2 separate regions of the Homo sapiens genome follow, and region 1 is linked to region 2. The links are chromatin contacts, found by Hi-C or POLR2A ChIA-PET in ENCODE. All regions are on one chromosome and are shown on one strand. Each heading gives the region's core, a stretch centred on a gene start or an enhancer-like site at or near the end of the contact. The rest is flanking DNA. Distances are from core to core; before and after follow the strand shown. Region 1 overlaps LOC105379117 (a long non-coding RNA gene). Region 2 holds the start of LINC01023 (long intergenic non-protein coding RNA 1023).

The links. Hi-C counts contacts between places; a loop is a spot of excess contacts on that map. ChIA-PET counts read pairs that join two places held with the same protein, here RNA polymerase II (POLR2A). Pooled maps may share reads with other maps.
Region 1: a map of CD14-positive monocyte shows a loop between it and region 2 (3-fold over the local background). The contact joins the enhancer-like site here to the promoter of LINC01023 in region 2. A Hi-C loop is called at or near these places in 2 of 168 maps with a recorded cell type or tissue (CD14-positive monocyte and Calu3) and 10 of 50 pooled maps. POLR2A ChIA-PET finds 5 or more read pairs at or near these places in 1 of 52 experiments (MCF 10A).

The regions. Positions count from the first base shown.
Region 1 is chr5:109,453,184-109,459,728 of GRCh38, forward strand. It overlaps LOC105379117 (a long non-coding RNA gene), which reads left to right. Exons shown (of 8, transcript XR_001742838.2): 2 at 2,493-2,736. Among named protein-coding and RNA genes, the nearest start is that of PJA2, 46 kb to the left of the region's middle. Within about 2 kb of position 2,613, at least 15 of the 41 ENCODE cell types and tissues checked have a DNase peak (open chromatin) inside an H3K27ac peak, as active enhancers do.
Region 2 is chr5:108,726,247-108,732,823 of GRCh38, forward strand. It overlaps LINC01023 (long intergenic non-protein coding RNA 1023), which reads right to left and starts at 2,015. Exons shown (of 1, transcript NR_046368.1): 1 at 1,579-2,015. RefSeq lists enhancers at 1,258-1,839, 1,679-1,978.

The sequences.
Region 1 (6,545 bases), core at 1,363-3,862, 730 kb after region 2:
CTGTATCAAATTCTTTTTTTACATTGTATGTAAACTGAGAGACAGTGATGTTGGGGAAGCTGTGACTTTAGCCTGTATTTATTGACATGCTGATGCTCAGATATTTGAAGTCTGAACTGAACTTAAAACTCTTGGTTCTTGCCTTTTGTTCTGTTGAATAGAAACCCCAAAGTTGCTTCATAGGATTTAAAGTAGCCAGAGAATATTTTTCCCTTTTAAAAACATGACCTATGCACACAGTGGCTTTTAGATACAAACAGATCATCCATTTGATATAGAGACCTCATCTCCTCTCATCTTAACTCTGATTCATCAGTGGCCCTTGCAGTCTCACTGAGATAGACATTCAGGCATAGTTTGTTGGATTTGTTCTGGTTCAGTGGTGGACAAAATTAGCCCATATACAGATAGCATCCTCCCACATTTAAATGAAAAGAAGAAAGTCATTGTCAGGCCTTTATTAGCCCCACTAAAATTTTGCCTCTCTGATTAAAAAGTTCAGTTTTTAAAAACTCACTGAAAAACATTGAGAGACTCAAACTTCATTTTGTTCTCCCCTCCAGTAAGTTACATCAGGATTCAAAATATTAAAGACAGCTATGATTAGAAAAACCATAGTGTGTTGGCCTTGTAAGCGGGCTTAGAGATTGTAGGCATGCATTGGTGGTAAGGAAGCAGAGCCTGCAAGTGTTGTAACTTACAAAGGTTACACAGAACAAAATGGGGTAACCAGACAAGAATTCAGATCTCACTTTAGGACAACTCTTTTCTAATTATACCACGCCACTTCTTGTTATGAGAACACTTTCCTGAAAATTTCCAAATTGGCTTGAGACCTCTGACATTTCCATATCATTTTTTCTTCTCATTGAAGATCATTAGGTCAAAACCATTGTTCTTCAGGAAAGTATGCCATGGTCACCATGCCCTTTTCTGAAAGAGAGGCTACATGTTTATAGTGAGAATATGTGGGTAATATCTGTAAATCTCCTGCAATGAAGCTATAATTGTATTTCTCATTGAGGTCATAGTTCTGCCCTGGGGAAAGGATAAAAAGAATCAGAATTTACCCTTTTTAATGTGGGGGTTCCCCACATTGACTTGGATGTAAAACTTTGGAAAAAAGCTTTTGTCATCTATTCCCCAACTGCCAACTGAGAGACCTTGGTACCGGAGCTCAGGACAGATGGATGAAGAGTCCTACCTTTAGGCAGAGAACTGGAGGCAATTTAGCTATTGTTTATCATTTGCACCACACAGAGAATTAAGGGAATATGAAATGCTTTATCTATTGGTATTCTGCTATTGCCATCTCATTGCGATAAAAAGAAATATAAGTATGGTATCACCCCAAACAAGAGGTAGGTCCAAGTTTAGAAGATTCCTACACCTGTATGATAGCATCTGTGATTTAAAAGTAATTTTATTTTACCTGATTCTCTTACCAGTTCTGTGATGTTAGCACAGTGGAAGATAATGGAATCCAGGGAAATGAAGTGACAGGACAATGACCACAGTCTGTTCCTGCAGTAGGAACCAGTTCCTCGGGTTTCTTCCTAGTCCTTTTTAGATATAGCTAAGGGAATCTTACAGACATGGAAACAATCAATTTAGATTATAAAGGTTTATCAACAAAAAGTATTCTGCTAAAGGCAAAAATCCTGTGATCTAGGTAGTCAGAACGCTGTCCTCACAGGGGCAGAAATGTTCTTCAGCTAAAGTATGTTCAGAATGGCTTCTTTTCCTTCTGGCTTTTGAACAAGAATTTGCAACTTTGGAAGACTATTCTCTCAGCGGAGAGAATGGCAAGTCTAAGAAAAAAAATGTTTATTTAAAAAATGGTATCCAAAAAGAAAGCTAATGCTTTTCATACTACTTAATATGTCATTGTTGTGTTACATTAGAAAGCAACAGGGTTTTGATGTGCCCTTATTATGGTTTACAGACTTAAAAAGCAGAAAAAAAAAAAAGGAAACAAAGGTCTCCCACCCATGTGGCAAAGTGTGCTTTGAAGTTCTGCTGCAATATGTTTTATAGATCTTGAGACAGGTTCACAAATTGCCAATCTGCAAAGCTGTCTGGATGACCTTTCCACACATAGAGGTGACCTAAGCAGAGTAGTATGCTGGCAATGACCAGGAGGCTGAGAAACTAGTTTCCTCGTAGAGCATGTGTTCATTTACGATTTTATTCACATTTTGCTTTGCACGCAGACTCAGTTCTTTTAGTTTAGTTTCCTTTCATTCAGTTTCCACAATTTGTATGGTTGACTTAGCGAAATAATTACTTTTGGTAAAAAATATTCCTTGAACATTATTCATTATTTGGTTCATCATTTGCAACAAATATCTTTTAGGTTAGACATTGAGCTGGTAACTCCATTTGTGGTCTTGCCCCTCTTTTATCCATTTAGCTTTTCTATATGCTGTTTCCTCCATTTAGAAATCCCCTTACTGTTGCTCTTTTCTAACAGTCTCCTCCTTATTCTGCAGACTCATCTTTTCTGAAAAGACTTTCTTCATCCACAAATGGCTTTGATGCTAATACCTTTATTTATGCCTGATGGGAATAGATGAGATCACTCAGGAAGAATATGTCATGTGAAAACAGAAGAACTGGTTTGTACCGGACACAGAGGAAACAGTGCCTGCCAGGGAGAAGGGAGAGGAGTGCTAGAGAGGGAGGAGAAAGCCAGGAGAAAGGCCAAGGGGTAACTGTTTCTACATGCAGAGCGTGGTAAGTGCCAGTCACTGCTACAGAGAAGACAAGCAAACTGAGAAATGGAATGCGTCATTGGTCTGTACTTGTATCTGCTCATTTTCATACAGAATAACACCAGAATGACTCATAAGAATCTAACAGTGGTTACTTATAGAGGTGACTGGCCCTGAGCAGCTAAGGATCATGTACAGAAGGTAGACTTTTATATTTTGCATACCTTCTAAAGTTTCTGAGTTTTGAACTACGTGAATGAATTACGTATTAAATACACTAAATCAAAATTATTTAGACTCACACCTGTAATCTAGCACTTTAGGAGGCTGAGATAGGGGGAGGCACTTGAGACTAGTAATTCAAGACCAGCCTGGACAAACATAGTGAGAACGCACACCTAAATATTTTTTTAATAAAAATAAATGAAAGAAAAAATTTAGACTAACTATAATACTCTAATATTCATATCAAATTAGCAAGATATACAAACTTCCAAAATTTTTATATAAAATTAAAATTGGGTTTAATGGGTCAAATGATCTAAATCAACATTTTGATGAAATTCATGTAATAAATCCTTGGCAAAAATCATTATTGCATTTGTTAATTATACTGTATTGGAACACAGAAAATCTTTTCCAATCTATTTGGATTGAGAAACATTTTATTTGTATTTTAGTGTTTAATCATTTCTGGCTCTCAGTCAAGCAAACAAAATATTCTGAAATGCTATAATGCATTTTCTCAATGCTACAAAGCTTCTGCAATCTTTTCTTACTTTACTTTTCTTTCTTTTTTTTTTCTTAAGGTAGGTGAAATGCAACAGAAATACAAGATTTATATGTACCTAAGGAGGGATAAAATCTTTATGTCCATCACATACTTTATCTAATAAAGTAAGAATGTTAAAAAGACAGTTTTCCATTTGGGGAAATGAGGTAATGAAAATGATAGAATTCTGATTTCAAAGGATTATTTGTTGAAGTGTTAGTTTCCAAACAATCCAAACAGGTAAACCAAGGATTTTTTTTCTGGCTTTACATATGATATACTCTATTATTATAAATCTTATTATTATACACTTTTTAAAATGTATTGGTTACATACAGTAAGTTTTGTGTCTTAAAACAAAAATATTTCTATCCCATTTGCTGCCATCTCTATCTCTTTCTGTATTAAAGCACCCTTGTGAGAAAAGCTTGGTCTCTAGCAGTCTTGGGAGGACATCCAACCTGTCAGATCCTCCTTTCTGGGTTTATTTATAGCTAAATAAGAGATATATATATATATAACCAATTTTACCTGAATAGTATGAAATAAATTCCATTTTAATTTTATTGTTTAATAAAAAGCCAGGAGAGGGTAGAGCCAAGATGGCCAAATAGGAACAGCTCCAGTCTACAGCTCCCACGTGAGTGACACAGAAGATGGGTGATTTCTGCATTTCCAACCGAGGTACTGGGCTCATCTCACTGGGGAGTGTTGGAAAGTGGGTGCAAGACAGTGGGTGCAGTGCCTCCAGCGTGAGCCGAAGCAGGGCGAGACATCGCCTCACCGGGGAAGTGCAAGGGGCCAAGGAATTTCCTTTCCTAGTCAAAGAAAGGGGTGACAGATAGCACCTGGAAAATCGGGTCACTCCCACCCTAATACGGCTCTTTTCCAATGGTGTTAGCAAATGGCACACCAGGAGATTATATCCTGTGTCTGGCTCAGAGGGTCCTACGCCCACAGAACCTCACTCATTGCTAGCACAGCAGTCTGAGATCAAACAGCAAGGTGGCAGCGAGGCTGGGGGAGGGGTGCCCACCATTGCGGAGGCTTGAGTAGGAAAACAAAGGGGCCAGGAAGCTCGAATTCGGTGGAGCCCACCGCAGCTCAAGGAGGCCTGCCTGCCTCTGTAGACTCCACCTCTGGGGGCAGGGAATTGCCAAACAAAAGGAAGCAGAATCCTCTGCAGACTTAAATGTCCCTGTCAGACAACTTTGAAGAGAGTAGTGGTTCTCCCAGCACGCAGCTGGAGATCTCAGAACTGACAGACTGCCTCCTCAAGTGGGTCCCTGACCCCAAAATAGCCTAACTGGGAGGCACCCCCTAGTAGGGGCAGACTGACACCTCACACGGCCGGGTACCCCCCTGAGACAAAACTTCCAGAGGAACGATCAGGCAGCAACATTTGGTGCTCACCAGTATCCGCTGTTCTGCAGCCTCCGCTGCTGATACCCAGGCAAACAGGGTCTGGAGTGGTCCTCCAGCAAACTCCAACAGACCTGCAGCTGAGGGTCCTGACTGTTAGAAGGAAAACTAACAAACAGAAAGGACATCCACACCAAAACCCCATCTGTACATCACCGTCATCAAAGACCAAAGGTAGATAAAACCACAAAGATGGGGAAAAAACAGAGCAGAAAAACTGGAAACTCTAAAAATCAGAGCACCTATCCTTCTCCAAAGGAACACAGCACCTCACCAGCAACGGAACAAAGCTGGACAGAGAATGACTTTGACAGTTGAGAGAAGAAGGATTCAGACGATCAAACTACTCCAAGCTAAAGGAGGAAGTTCGAACCCATGGCAAAGAAGTTAAAAACCTTGAAAAAAAATTAGATGAATGGCTAACTAGAATAACCAATGCAGAGAAGTCCTTAAAGGACCTGATGGAGCTGAAAACCAAGGCATGAGAACTACATGACGAATGCACAAGCCTCAGTAGCTGATTCAATCAACTGGAAGAAAGGGTATCAGTGATGGAATATCAAATGAATGAAATGAAGCGAGAAGAGAAGTTTAGAGAACAAAGAATAAAAAGAAACGAACAAAGCCTCCAAGAAATATGGGACTATGTGAAAAGACCAAATCTACGTCTGATTGGTGTACCTGAAAGTGAAGGGGAGAATGGAACCAAGTTGGAAAACACTCTGCAGGATATTATCCGGGAGAACTTCCCCAATCTAGCAAGGCAGGCCAACATTCACATTCAGGAAATACAGAGAATGCCACAAAGATACTCCTCGAGAAGAGCAACTCCAAGACACATAATTGTCAGATTCACCAAAGTTGAAATGAAGGAAAAAATGTTAAGGGCAACCAGAAAGAAAGGTCAGGTTACCCACAAAGGGAAGCCCATCAGACTAACAGCTTATCTCTCGGCAGAAACTCTACAAGCCAGAAGAGACTGGGGGCCAATATTCAACATTCTTAAAGAAAAGAATTTTCAGCCCAGAATTTCATGTCCAGCCAAACTAAGCTTCATAAGTGAAGGAGAAATAAAATACTTTACAGACAAGCAAATGCTGAGAGATTTTGTCGCCACTAGGCCTGCCCTAAAAGAGCTCCTGAAGGAAGCACTAAACATGGAAAGGAACAACCGGTACCAGCCACTGCAAAAACATGCCAAATTGTAAAGACCATCGAGGCTAAGAAGAAACTGCATCAACTAATGAGCAAAATAATCAGCTAACATCATAATGACGGGATCAAATTCACATATAACAATATTAACCTTAAATGTAAATGGACTAAATGCTCCAATTAAAAGACACAGACTGGCAAATTGGATAAAGAGTCAAGACCCATCAGTGTGCTGTATTCAGGAAACCCATCTCACGTGCAGAGACACACATAGGCTCTAAATAAAGGGATGGAGGAAGATCTACCAAGCAAATGGAAAACAAAAAAAGGAAGGGGTTGCAATCCTAGTCTCTGATAAAACACATTTTAAACCAACAAAGATCAAAAGAGACAAAGAAGGCCATTACATAATGGTAAAGGGATCAATTCAACAAGAAGAGCTAACTATCCTAAATATATATGCACCCAATACAGGAGCACCC
Region 2 (6,577 bases), core at 765-3,264:
AAAAACTCAATCTCTATCCTCAAAGAAGTCTAATTAATAAGTGGAGAATGACACAAACAACAAGTCATAATGCAATGTATTAAATACTATCATAGACATATTCACAAAATATTATGGGAACAAAGAGGAGGAACTGAGTTTCTTACTAGTATCCTATAGCATAATACTATGCTCATGTTATTATAATTTGATCTCTTCTTTGGTTCTAAAATAGATTGGTGAAGCACCTTTCTAACCATAAACAGGAAAGAGGAGAAAAAAAGTAATGAATATGAATGTACAGAAGGTGCCTAAAGTAGAATCACAGTGCTGTGAGCAGTAACAAGCAGAAGAACTTAAAGGATAAGCTATGTACAAAATCTCCCTGAAGGCAGGAAGGCAGGTGGTGGAGTGAAGTTGAGTCAGCCTCCATCCTGTTACCATCAGATGGTTCTCAAATGCCTGGCTGGCATCTGGACTGGGAGAACAGCAGATGAAAGGACCCAGAGTGGGAGGAAAATGAATCAGTATGCGATCAGCAAATTGTACCTTGGATTGGGATAGGATTCTTATAATTTAAAAATGTGCCTATATTCAATAACTGCAACTATTTAGAGTAATGGTAGCCTACTGTATTATCAGGAAGTGGTTAAAGAGTAAACATGTTCTGGAGGCAGGGAGATACTTGGGATACAGAAATGAGCGTGCTGAGTAAGAACACAATTGCTTCAGAATGTGCAATTCAACGCTGAATACAGGGTTCCAAATGCAGTTAACATCAACTAAAGAATTTAGCGAAAGGGTGTAGCAGAGTGTAAGTTGGAATTAAATATGGGTCCTTGGTCTGATAGAGAACATTTCAAGCAAGTTCGTTGTTTATATCTGACTTAGAAGGCAATGAGAAACCATACAAGATACGATACTGCTTTCTTCACATTTTCAAAAATATCTATTTTGATCAAAAGGAGTTAGGAAGAACCTGCATGGTGGACTATAACAGATAATAATGGAAGGACTATTCGGACCAAAAATAGTTACCAGTTTCATTGTCCTACTATGTGGAGGGGACAGAGCTGAGAGAAGGGGAAGAGAATAAGGCATTGAGTGGCGTTCTACTACTGGTGTGTGCCAAATACCAATTTCAGCATAAGGACTCAACCCGGAAGGAGCCAGCTGGAGTCCTTATGCTATTCCCGAGGCCTGAAACACGAGTCTAGCTGGTTCGGCCTCATCTGTCAGGTCACAGCTGCAATATTACTTCCTCAGGGAAGCCCTTTCTTTCTTCCTCTTCTCCATCTCCACCCCCTTCCCAAAAGGGCCTCCCGCTATAAGCTCTCAAAGTTGTAATTACATGTGTCTTGTAGTTAACTATTTAGAGTCTGTCTCCACGTCCAGGCTCCAACCAACCTCTCATCCTCAAATGTCTTCACAAGGTCGGTGATCTTGGCAGTTTTACTGACCAAAGAGTGGGGGCTCATCTCCAGCACCTTGCAGTATTGACAGGAAAGTCACTGAGTAGCAAATGAATGCATGAATGAGCTCGTGTTGTTAATATTGCCAGGCCCACAGGAAGCACCCAACAAAGAGCAATGATTGGTGTTCGCGTTCATTATCTCATTTAATTCTTACAAAACCACGGCAAGGATTCAACCCCACAACTGCTGTCTAGAAAACCGAGGAAAGTGACGCAACCCGCGGGAGGTCTGACGGCCCGAGAGCCGCAGCGCCAGGCCCGGGAGCCAGCCCCGTCCACTTCCCCGGTGGATTCTTCTCCGTTCCCCGCCGGCCGCCCCAGGTGAAGCTCCTTTCCGCCGTCAGAAGGAGGCTCCCAGCGGGAAGCAGCATCGAGGGCGACCCAGGGCCAGCACGGGAAATGCCAGGGACCGCGTCAGCCGAGCCTGCTGGAACCCCGCTCCTCGCTGCAGACGCCGTTCCGCCTGAGGACAGTACTCGGGCATGGGGAGTCAGGTGCCCGCCACAGGAACGCAAGAGACCGCGCCGGACCAGCGAAAAAGCTCCATGCTCTCCTGGTTTTCCAACCCGACGCCGCGGCCTGCGGCCACTCTAGGACGCCGGAGGGTCCTCCTCTCAGTGGTTGGGGCTGGGCCGCCCTGCGCCGGGAGCCGCCCACCTTCGGGCTGGGCCGGGCCTGGCCAGAGTCTGGGCTAAGCGCAGGGCCTGCATGAATCTTCAGCCTGGGAGGTGGGGCAGGAGCACGGAGAAGTCTCGAAGAAGTGGAGGAAGCACGCACTGGCTGCCGCGGGAAAAGCTCAGCCAGCAACTGTATCAGCTTTACATTCGACCCTCCTTTGCTGCATGGCAAAAAGAAAATAAACTACCATTTCTTAGTTCGTGTTTTATTTTCAGCTATTTCTTGTTTCCTTGGTTTCGATTCTAATTATTGCTGTAGACGCCTTCAGGTGGTGGAAGCCAAGGCAAGGAACCCCTGACCGCAATTTCCTAACCTTTGGGCAGAGTGTGGGGTGTGGGGACTCCCCGCCTGCCTTTCCCCGCCCCCCCTTCATAGAGACCTAAAAACCTTTAAAAAGGATCTAACACTAGCTCTATTATCTACCCTGTAGCCTACTCAACTAATTAATTCAGACATTTATAATTACACACCAAAAAAAAAAGAGAGAGAGAAAAAAAGTTAAACCGTTGGAACTACAAACATTAAACATGAGCAGTTCTTAGGGCCAAAATCTCTGAATGTGACTGCGACAGATCGCACTTGAAACGCCTGTATGAGGTAAACGGAAATGGCCAGAGAAAATGAACTGACGGGTATGTGTATTTCCAAATGTACTACTATCAGCTAAAAAAGAAACTTCAATGATTAGGTTTATTGAGGTGACATGCAATAATTCTTAAATGTTCTGCAATTAGAAGTTTCTACGTCATGAAGGCAGTTTAGAAGATTACAGCAAAATGGTGAAGCATGACTTCTTCATATGCTTATTCTTCATTCAAAAGCCGTTTGCAGGTTCCCCAGCTTAAAAAGAAGCCTAATTTCACTTATTTTGAAGAGTACTCTGATAAATATGAATACCGAAATCAAATGTTGCTTTGTGTTTAGACAGTTATAGATAGAAAATTCTCGCATGGGCCAGCAAAGAGGTATGGGTAATTTAAGAAGAAAAAAAAAAAAGTTGATGCCCCTGGCTGGTGAAAAACCCCAAGGAATTCACTTTCAGCTGGAAATTTTAGAGCTATTTCGCAATACTTATTAACGAGCTTATTGTATTATTCATTTTAGAAATCTGATTTCGCAATCTTTTATTCGTAGTGGCTCCCTCTAATAACGTCCTCATTTTATCGCTATGTGCATAATGATGTTCTTTAGTATATCCAAGAGAGTTTTTGATGTTGGAATTTGCAATGACTCAAGTTTCACTCCAGCAGCTTGAAAGAGTGATAATGAGGTGCTCTCCTTTTTTTGTATCTATACTCCCCTTCCAGGCATATAATTTCATTTGAAAGTTGATATTGTTCTTCTAGATTTTCTATTCAGTAACGAAATGGAAAGCAATGATTGTTCCCCTAAGAACAACTAAGTTTTCTAAAAGCTATCATAAGGACTTTGTAGCAAACTCTGAAGGTATCATTTGGGAATTTTAACACAATATGCTTGAAAACCAGATAAAAGGGAAGGTTCTAAATTAAAATGTGTGGATGAAAATCTATAATCTGGCACTAAATCAGTAGTGATATAGTGGGTGGCAAATAGAATTGCAGGAAGAAAGTGAAGATCTGGTTGCCTGGAGCTTGTAAGATTCAACCCTAGTTCAACACAGCTCTGTACTTGGACCACAAAGACAGAAAGAAAAAGGGTGTCTGAAGCTGAGAAGCCCAAGAAGAATAAAATACTGAAAATAGTAATAACAGTAAGCAACACTTATACAGTGTTTATTAAATGCCAGCCACCTTGATAGACATTTTACATGCATTATGCCATTTAATCCTCACAACCACCTTGTGAACTTGGTGCTGTCATTGCCCTTGTTTTAAAACTAGATTACTAAGACTTAGTTAAGTAATTTCCTCAAGGTCATGTAGCTGGAAAGTTGTGGAGCAAGTTTTCAAACTTGGGTTTGTCTATCACGCAAGTTATTTTTTACTTTAAAAGATCTGATCTTCTCTACTGTTTTGTCATTTTGCATGGATGTTGGTCATCCTTATGTTCACAATCACTCTTCTCCTTCTGAATTAACAGACCTAGCTGGCAAGGCAGCATAGATAATGGTTAAGGAATGTGGCCATTGCATTCGATTACCTGGATTCAAATTACGATACCTACACTAAAAAGCTGTGAGACTGTGAATCATGGATTTGACCTCTATCTGCCTCATTTTTTACATCTGTAAATAAGGATAATACCAGTGCCAACCCCACAGGTTTTTTATAAGACTTAAATGAGATGGTGTGTGTAAAAGCAGTTGTTATATATCTGAGCATAAAATAAGTGCTCACTATATATTCGTTTTTATTAGGAACCAGTAGTGCATATGATACATTCTTTGACAAAAGCCTGTGAAGAAGCAGAAGCCCAGCTGGCATTTGTTTAGAAGGAAGTGAAACACTGGCCCATAGACCCCTTTGGACCTTTTGAGTCATTCCCCCAGAGTTGAGGAAGAAGAGATGAAGCAAAAGATTATTAGTGACTAAATGCAATCTATGAATCAGGAAAGTAATTTCTGTGTATTTCATACCATTGATGATGGACTAAGGACTAAAGAGATGTTTCTAAATGTGGGCATTGATTATCATTATTAAATAGGCAGCAAAAGCTCAGACTTACTCTGCAAGGAAAAGGATTTATAAAGAATGCCTTGGCTTCTTTATAATCAAAGCTTGCTTATAAGAGTTTTGGGTAGGTCTTTCTCACACAGATAATCTTCACAGTCATTATTGCTTCATCATGGTTTTGAAGCCTAGTACATGAACATCCAGAGTCAGAAAACAGATACATGTGGATGTGACTAGTCAGTTTATTTTAAAAAGAATTTACAAAAAGATTTCTTCAAATCTGTTATTTTTAACCTTTTTGGCATTTGGAGTCTACTAGGAATCAAAAGAGTGCTGTTGAAATAACAATAGCTAATGTTTATTAAACTCTTACCATTCTAAACCCTTTATACATATTAGCGTACTTATTTTCAAGACAAACCTTCAGAGTTGTTTTTATTATTATCCTTATTTTACAGATGAGGAAAGCTGAAGTATACAGGTTATGTGACCTGAGTAGGATTATCCAGGTAGCAAGTGACTGAGCTACGACTTAATCCAAGCAGGGTTGCTCTAGAGCCAGAACTTTGAGTCTTAACCACTTCCCCCAATAAACTGTGCCTTGTTACATGCATCTGTATCATATAGTTGTCCAATTTCCCATACAGTTTTGAGGCACATGGATTCCCTTAAATCCAACTGTAAACTCCATGATAAACTGCTACAAATAGTGAGTACTTCTAGTACATTTAGTATATCTTAATTATGAAAATATAACTTATAAACAATCTTTTAGAAAAAATTTAATAATCAAAGGGTACTAAAGTTTTTTTGTTTTTTGTTTTTGATACAGAGTCTTGCTCTGTCACCCAGCCTGGAGAGCAGTGGTACGATCTTGGCTCACTGCAACCCCTGCCTCCTGGGTTCAAGCAGTTCTCTGCCTTAGCCTCCCAAGTAGCTGGGATTACAGGCGCCCGCCACCATGCCCAGGTAATTTTTGTATTTTTAGTAGAGACGAGGTTTCACCATCTTGCCCAGGCAGTTCTTGAACTCCTGACCTCGTGATCCACCCGCCTCAGCCGCCCAAAGGGTTGGGATTACAGGCATGAGCCACCACACGCGGCCGAAGGGTACTAAAGTTTTGAAATACAAAGTCTGTATAGAGGGCCAGGTGACATGGCTCACGCCTGTAATCCCAGCACTTTGGGAGGCCAAGGTGGACGGATCACTTGAGATCAGGAGTTTGAGACCAGCCTGGCCAACATGGTGAAACCCCATCTCTACTGAAAATACAAAAAAAAAAAAAAATAGCAGGGCGTGGTGGTGCACACCTGTAGTCCCAGTTACTCAGGAGGCTGAGGCAGGAGAATCACTTGAACCCAGGAGGTGGAGGTTGCAGTGAGCTAAGATCACGACACTGTACTCCAGTCTGGGTGACAGAGCGAGACTGTCTCAAAAAAAAAAAAAAGAAAGAAAGAAAAAAGAAAACTCTGTATAGAATCCCCACACTACCTGTCCCATGTTAGTAAGCCATAAGCAGCCCTGTGGCTGCTTGTAGCAGAAATCAACGGTAGAGATTAGCACCCATCCCTTGAGAAGTGCTTTTGTGCCACTTCAACTATGTAGTTCCAGTGGAAGCTGTCATGTTTTTGCATGATTCTGCCAACTGTTGACACTTGACTGATCTCAATTCCCCCCTCCCCTCCCCTTCCTTTTCCTTCCCTTCCCTTCCCTTTTCTTCCCTTCCCTTTTCTTCCCTTTTCTTTGCCCCGTTCCCCTTCCCTTCCTTTTCTTTTCTTTTCTGACAGGGTCTTATTCTGTCACCCAGGCTGGAGTGACTAGTGATCATAGCTCACTGCAGCTGCGACCTCCC